Linked DNA regions of Mus musculus: all the other regions are linked to region 3. The links are chromatin loops, found by intact Hi-C in ENCODE. Cell type or tissue: heart. All regions are shown on one strand.

The links. A loop is a pair of places that touch in the nucleus more often than their neighbours do. Peaks named below come from ENCODE experiments on the same cell type or tissue, not always from the same donor. Only the 100,000 strongest peaks of a DNase experiment are listed, where the experiment ranks them.
Region 1: a loop joins it to region 3, with 2.4 times the contacts of the local background. A loop is called at or near these places in 2 of 42 quality-filtered maps.
Region 2: a loop joins it to region 3, with 3 times the contacts of the local background. A loop is called at or near these places in 3 of 42 quality-filtered maps.

The regions. Positions count from the first base shown.
Region 1 is chr17:63,446,151-63,448,650 of GRCm38, reverse strand. The region is part of intron 4 of Fbxl17 (F-box and leucine-rich repeat protein 17); the gene reads left to right. Among named protein-coding and RNA genes, the nearest start is that of Fbxl17, 53 kb to the left of the region's middle. In heart, no CTCF peak of the experiment used is centred here; no DNase peak of the experiment used is centred here.
Region 2 is chr17:63,865,446-63,867,945 of GRCm38, reverse strand. The region is part of intron 1 of Fer (fer (fms/fps related) protein kinase); the gene reads right to left. Among named protein-coding and RNA genes, the nearest start is that of Fer, 2.7 kb to the right of the region's middle. In heart, CTCF peaks have their summits at 1,354 and 1,556 (motif pointing left); no DNase peak of the experiment used is centred here.
Region 3 is chr17:63,499,352-63,501,851 of GRCm38, reverse strand. Fbxl17 (F-box and leucine-rich repeat protein 17) reads left to right here and starts at 1,272. Exons shown (of 9, transcript NM_015794.1): 1 at 1,272-2,500. The coding sequence starts at 1,835. In heart, no CTCF peak of the experiment used is centred here; DNase peaks (open chromatin) are centred at 1,331 and 2,311; H3K4me3 peaks cover 1,847 bases; H3K27ac peaks cover 1,800 bases.

The DNA.
Region 1 (2,500 bases), 53 kb after region 3:
AGTAATAATTTTTATAATTTAATGACTATAAATCTTAAGCCTAAGTTCTTAGAGACTGGGACCTTTTAAATGCTCTTTCTAATCCTTGAGCTGCTCATTTTGCTTATAATATTGTACTGTTTAAATATGACTACTTGATTGGCAAACTAGAACCATTTGACTCTGGTTGGCATAATAGTTAATAAGTATCATCACACAGGAAATACATTGTATTTTCTAAGTATAAAAAGAATTCTTCCACTCTTCTTCATACTCTCATGCTTAGTTTAATGTATAGTTTATATTCCGAGAGCTATCATGTTACTATGTATACTTTTGAGAATCTGCTTATGTGTTCATAGGATGCACTACAATTTTGAATAATAGGATCTCATGTGTCTGAGGTTTAATTGATAACTTAAAAAAAAGGCTGTCTTACAGAAGTTACTTCTTAAGATACTAGAATTTAACTGTCATTTTTTCCCATTGTTGGCTGTCTTTTAAAAACACATTTGCTTGGCAAATATTTTAAGGACAGCATACCACATATTTTCTCCCCATCCTTTTAAAGTTCTTAATCTTGTGATAAGTGAAGGGATTTTAACTTGTCACAAGAATGGCGTTTCATTCGATTTTACCTCTTACTTATTTTTGACATACACATAGTTCAAAAGCAGTCTGAGCAGACATTATGTAGCTGCTCAGGCTGATGGAGCCCGAGACAGCCTCCTGAGCAGTTTCTGCTGCCCAGGCAGCATCTCGGGCAGCGTGGCGGGCAGCGACGCAGTTACTCTCCAGCAGCACTCTTGCCCACTGAGGGTGTGGGGATGGAGTCTATTGTCCAGTTAAAGGATGATGCTTCCCACCATCACTTCTGGAGTAATTAAGATTTATGACATGTTCTCGGATCCTTAAATAGTCTCAATATTCTTTGCATCTGTAAAACGTTTGGTTTATATCCTAATTGAATTATTAAATGATATAGGCCACCCAGCATAAGTTCAGGGAATTTTTTGGCTTTTTATGAGACTGACTGATAGTGAAGTTAAGTCAGTGATTGGCTGATGTTTTATTACTTAACAAATGTTTTCATGTAGTTCATAATAAAGAGAAAATACCGGTTCTGGTTATATCACACATGAAAGAGATAATAAGGAAATACTGCCTTATGTGGATAAAATTCTGAGTTGTGAGATAAATCCTAGTGTTATTTTAGCTTATCATCTTAAAAGTATTTTGAGAGACGGACTATTCACTTATATTAAACCCAATGTGTTTACTGCAGTGCTACTAAGCATATAGTACCCATTTCTGCTTACCATGAAACCATGTAAAATACTAAATTATACATGAGAAAATTTTATGGTCATATGGAGAAAGCTGTGTTTTAAACAACAGACTGAAGAGACAGAGCTAGGGAGGCTGTCAGGCTGATTCTCCTCCACCTCATCCCCGTTCCACAGCTCCAGACAGCGTGTAGAGATACAAAGGGCTGTTGTGTTACTGAGTGTGCTCTCTAAGACTTTACTTCATCAGTTACGAGGCCCAGTGCGCATGCTGCCGTCTTGCATTTGCTTCTTTGGCTATCTCCCCTCTAAGCAGCAGTGCTTCTTTCAGCCTGTAGAGTGATGCACCTTAAATGACCGACCTGTTACTTTTAATTGATTTCTAGGACATGTTCTCAGTGAACGTAATGGCGAATTGCTCGGCATTTGTTGTTCAAAACCTGTTAAAAATGGGAAAGCATCATTTTCTTTTGAATTCCTTCTTTGACAATGTTATTTATTCATGTTTAAAAGTGATTCTGATTATCATACCTTCCACGCTTTGTTCCCTCTTCCACCTGCATAACTCCCCAGAATGTTTTGATATCATCGATATAAAATTTATTGCACAATTGATGTTATACCGTTCACCTCGTATAAGTATTTGGGGAGACTAGAATAAGATGGCAGATTTTAAAGCACTTTGTAAAGCTTGAAAATATATAAAAATGAATTTTAGAATGGCAGGAATGTAATGATAATGATGAAATAAAGTGCACCACTTTTATAAATATTAATTTGCACTTTGCTCCTTTTTGTTGATTATTCTTCTTATTGGCTTACTAGCAGGTACTGTGTGCAGGATGCTTGCTTATAAACTTGCTCATGAGAAGGTCTTAAGGATTTTTGTAATATAGAGAATTCATTTTCTCTCATAAGTCCAGTGTTTAAAAACATAATGAAACCTCCTTGATAATGCTATTTTAATGTTGGCAGACAACAAAAAGACTATTTTTTTTAGAACACAATTGGACTTCTTTGTTTTAAATTATAGTTTAGGAGAAAATATATTTAGAAGAATATGGGAACATGTTAGCATTTAAGTCTGCCTGATTTCCTATAAATTTTTAGAGCATCAAAAATGCTTTCAATAATCTCCTGCTTTTATTGTAATTTTAAAATTTTTATTTATTATGTAATAATTTCAGTATAGAAGTATTGTCAGAATCATGAAATTAACTCATATTCTTTACCTT
Region 2 (2,500 bases), 370 kb before region 3:
TAATTAAATGCTTTCTTTGGTAAGAGTTGCCTTGGCTATGGTGTTTCTTCACAGTAAGAACACAAACTAAGAAAGAATAATCCTATCAACACCAGGACAGATACAAATCAATGCAAGCGCTGACTACAGAAGCTGAGCCCTTCCTAACTTCAGGCATTTTTACTTACATTGTCTCATTTCTTCTACATAACTACCATATGAGGTAATTTTATCTTACTCATTTAATAGAAGAGGAAACTATGATTTGATGATATTAAGTAATTTGTCCAAGATCCCACAAAAGAGAAACTGGAGCTGAAGCCCAAGTTATATGGCTTCCAAATGAACCGTTCTTCTTTTCACTACACTTTCCCAACCTGGCAAGGAACTCTGTCATTAAAATTTCCAGGCTTTTAATTAATACTTACAGAGGAAAGAGATAATATCAAGCTTATAATGAATGGTAATAACATAGACTGAATATTAGTCGTAGTACAGATGAAGATTTAAGAAAAATTACAAGTTATGCATGATATTACATTTTTTAAAGCTGAACATGTAATACCCTTAAAATGAAAACATTTTTTGTTAAAATGTATTTTCTTAGAGAGATACTAAGTGAACTTCAGTTTACCTGTATGTTTTCAATGTCAAAAACTCTTGAAAACCCATATGTGGGACCCACACATTAGTAAACTTCATACATGAGAAACTACAAGTGTACTTATTCTGACAGAATAAGCAAAGTGGCTATTTTATCCTCATCTCTTTGTTACAGCTCTAACATGTCCTCTGCTCTGCTTCCCCAGATGCTGAAGTGGCTGAGTACCGCAGCTGAGCTACACCACAACTTAGGTGCAGATACAGATTCACTGGAATGTCCCTGTAAAGCTGTGGTGAGTGGTGGAGTGCTTACAGCAAGCTTTAGTTCTTTTCCAATACACTAACTATGGCAGTTATTGCTAAGTTTCTTCTCTGTATTTTCTCAATCGATTCTGAAAAAAACTCAACCTGGGATCTAAATGAAAATGGGAATAAAAGAGGTAAGGGGGCGGGGGGAGGGGGGGGAGAGGAAGGGAAAGTGGAGCTCTGGGGGAAACCCTAAGGAGCAGCTCAGCATTTCCAAGGTAGCTCAAGTCACTACCCAAGCCCTAAAGCTGTGACCTGTTCCCTTTGATGTCTTAATGAAACAACTGGTTGACCACAGTAAGTATGCCTAAGGCAATGAAAATCTATCTTATTCATCTGTAAACTCTGATGCATACCTCTCAAAAATTTAAGAAATTAGTAGATAAAGGTATATATAAAAATCTTTCTGAAAATGAAAAGGACACAAATGTTGAAGAAAAGTGCAATACTTTCCTAAGACAGGAAAGATACAAAATACAATTATTATGCATTTGAATTAATGTCATTTCCACTTTTATTCCTTTATTAGAAACTGAAGCTCGGAGCTGGAGAGATGGCTCAGTGGTTAACAGCATCGACTGCTCTTCTGAAGGTCCTGAGTTCAAATCCCAGCAACCACATGGTGACTCACAACCATCTGTCATGAGATCTGATGCCCTCTTCTGGTGCATCAGAAGACAGCTACAGTGTACTTAGATATAATTATAAATAAATCTTTTTAAAAACCTGAAGGTCTGCATTAAGATATTCTTTTATTAACACTATGAGACAACAATGAAGATAGTTTTAAGTCCTAATGAAATACTAGTAAGCAAAGTCCAGGAATTGGTTCTAAATTAGTTGACTTTTTTTTAAGTTCACATTTGCAAACTTTTTCCATCACAAAATACACTGTTCCAAACAGTATGTATAAGTACCTAGATTATTCAGATACATTATCTGAACATTGAATGACTAGTCATCCCTTTGCCCTCCCTCCAAAACATGTGCAACATGGTGCACACCTACCATCTACACAAATCCAAGCTTAAACAAAACTTCCATTTTTATGGCAAGTTTGTACATTATCTCTCCTGTGGCTACCAGAATGCAATTTACAAATCTGGGCCTGAGATTCAAATATACAGTCTTCCCAGTAGCTCACACAACCACACAGAGTAGTGCTTCCTGTAACTATGTTTCTATTGGTTTTTCCCGTTACTAATTAGTTTCACTATTTCTACTTCAAAACAAACAAGGACCTTACGGTATTTTTACTATCATTCCAGCTCCTCTGTTAGTATTTACTATGGGACAGCAATGTCAAAGGTACTACTGCCATAAAAGTAACACGTACAGCTTGCTCTGTGTAAACTGAAATTTTACTTGATGCTAGCAGAAAAAGTGTTCACAGAAAAGTTAGAGCCACATGGCAACTAAGAATGAAATTCAAGAATTCTGTCTACAAAACCCTAGATTATTTCTCCCACACAAATGACTTCAACCTCTGAAGTAGAGTAGAAGCTGGATAGTACATCATCTTCGCTAGTGTGTATTAATACTGTCAATGCAGAAAAGAAACAGATCTTTGCCAAAGGTCTTTTATGGAAGAGAACCGAAAGTGATTCCCAGA
Region 3 (2,500 bases):
CTCTGAGAGCCTGGAAGACCCTTTCCTCGATTACAGGCAGAAGAACCATGGGCATGTGGGGGATATCCGTAGGTGAAGGAGTTCAGACAGCACATTTGAGAGTAACAAATATGTGAATATCTGGACAAATCTTTTTCCCATTGGTTTTTGAAATTCTGATATCCTCAACTCTCTCCCCGGTAGCTTTTGAATATACCCAGGGAGTATATTCTTCAGCAGGGAGGGGTGGGGCTTCTTTTAATGAAGAGTAGAAACTGCCAGAAACAAATCACCTCATTTCTTCGCAGCCTTTGTTTCTTTTCTGCCACTCCCCCCACTGACACTTTTTCTAAAGTCCTCTCCACTGCCTGATCCACTGCTTTGGACTCTTAGCATGGTTTCAAAGTTCCCTCCAAAACTTACCCTGAAATTTGCTACTGTTAACAGTATGCATGCAACATTCCTAAGGGGGTCCTTTAAGAGGTGATGAGGACACTAGAGTTCCGCCCTCCAGGAACAAATTGTTACCACAAGAGTAGGTTCCCGATAAAAAATGATAGACAGTTTCCGGCGCTTTTACCCTGCCACTTAGCTGACACTGCATGTTATTCTACTTTCCAAAGCCTCCAGAGCGAGATAAACTTCTTCATAGTTTACTGTTGTATGTAGCATTGTTATAGCAGCAGAAGAGACTAAGACAACTAACTTTCCCTACCTTCTCCCCTGTGAAAGCTGACCTCTCCCCATCCGAGAACCTGTGTCATCACTGTAACTTAAGACTTCTGAAGTCTGATCAACTTGCATGTTTTAGTTCCCCACCTTAGCCACCAAAGTCTGTCCTAAGGGCACCACACTAATATTCACAGAGTGGACAGACTGGATTTCAAGGTGTCAAACAACAGTAACATTGAGCTTGGAGCCTGGAATGTTGGAGTGTTTTTTCCAGCGTGTATACCTGTTTTCAGCGTGATACATGTTTTCAGCCCGCAATTGTGTGCAAAGGCAGCAGTATGCAACAGGTGCCTAGACACAGGAGTAGAATCAGTGTAGTCACCTAGCTAACGGATCCTTACTGGACTGTCACCCATCACCCAAGGGCTCAGGCCTCTCAGGTGGAACTGGTTCTTCCGTTCTCAATTGGCCTCAGTTTCCGAGTCAGGGCGATGGTGGGGTGGGAAGTGAAGGGGAAGAGCCAAGCTGAGCCTGGCCAATGGCAGCTCTTGAACTTACACCTCCAGACGTCAGCGCGGCCGTGGAAACGGATGTCACCCAGCTGGCTCGGAAGCGTCTCCATCCGCTTCGGGAGAGGGGCGTGAGCCCGGAGGCGTCCAGGCCACCTCCGTGTGCAGCCGGAGGGAGTGCGCGGCCCCGTCAGCGCGCAGCCCCGAGGTCCCCGCTTCTCCCCCGGCGGCGCTCCCGCCCCTGGGTGAGACCCGCGCGCCCCCGCGGGCGGCTCCGCCCCCTCCCGGAGCGGGCGGCGCGCTCCCGCGGCGACGGGCCGTGTCGCGGGCTCGCGCGCCGCCGGCCCAGCCGCAGTTAAAATGGTCCGAGTCGGGCCCGCGCTGCCCCCGCCGCGGCGCTGACTGACTGAACCGGCTGGCCTGGCCGGCAGACTCGCTTCCCTCCCTCGCGTCCCCACAGCTCGCGCCCGTCCTCCTCCCGGCTCCCCGGGGGGCAAAGCATGTAGCCCGCGTCGGGCACCCGGGCGGCCCGCAGCTGACGCCCACCCCCGCCGTCGCGTGTGCCGGGTGCGCGGCGCGGGCGACCCAGCCAGCGGCCTGCCCCGCCGCCGGAGCCCGCCCCTCGGGCCTCCCTCTCCCGCCCCGTCCCGGTCGCCCTCCTCGGGGCCTTCTATATGGGCCACCTTCTCTCGAAGGAGCCGCGTAACCGCCCGAGCCAGAAGAGGCCTCGCTGCTGCAGCTGGTGTCGCCGCCGGCGCCCTCTCCTCAGACTGCCCCGCCGGGCTCTGGCCAAGGCGTCCCCGCAGCCCGCGGCGCCCCGGAGCCGGGACTGCTTCTTCCGCGGGCCCTGCATGCTCTGCTTCATCGTGCACAGCCCCGGCGCGCCCGCCTCCGCCGGCCTAGAGGAGGAGCCGCCGCTCTCGCCACCGCCGCCGCCGCCGCGGGACGGGGCCTACGCCGCCGTCTCCTCGCAGCACTTGGCGCGGCGCTACGCGGCCCTGGCCGCCGAGGACTGCGCCGCCGCCGCACGCCGCTTCCTGCTGTCCTCGGCCGCCGCCGCCGCCGCCGCTGCCTCGTCGCCCGCGTCCTGCTGCAAGGAGCTGGGGCTGGCCGCCGCCGCCGCCTGGGAGCAGCAGGGCCGGAGCCTCTTCCTGGCCGGCGTGGGGCCCGTGCGCTTCCTGGGACCGCTGGCCGCCGTGCAGCTCTTCCGGGCACCGCCGGCGCCGCCGCCGCAGGCCGAGCCCGCCACGGCCCTCGAGATGGTTTGCAAGCGGAAAGGGGCCGGGGTCCCCGCCTGCACCCCCTGCAAGCAGCCCCGTTGCGGCTGCGGGGGCTGCGGC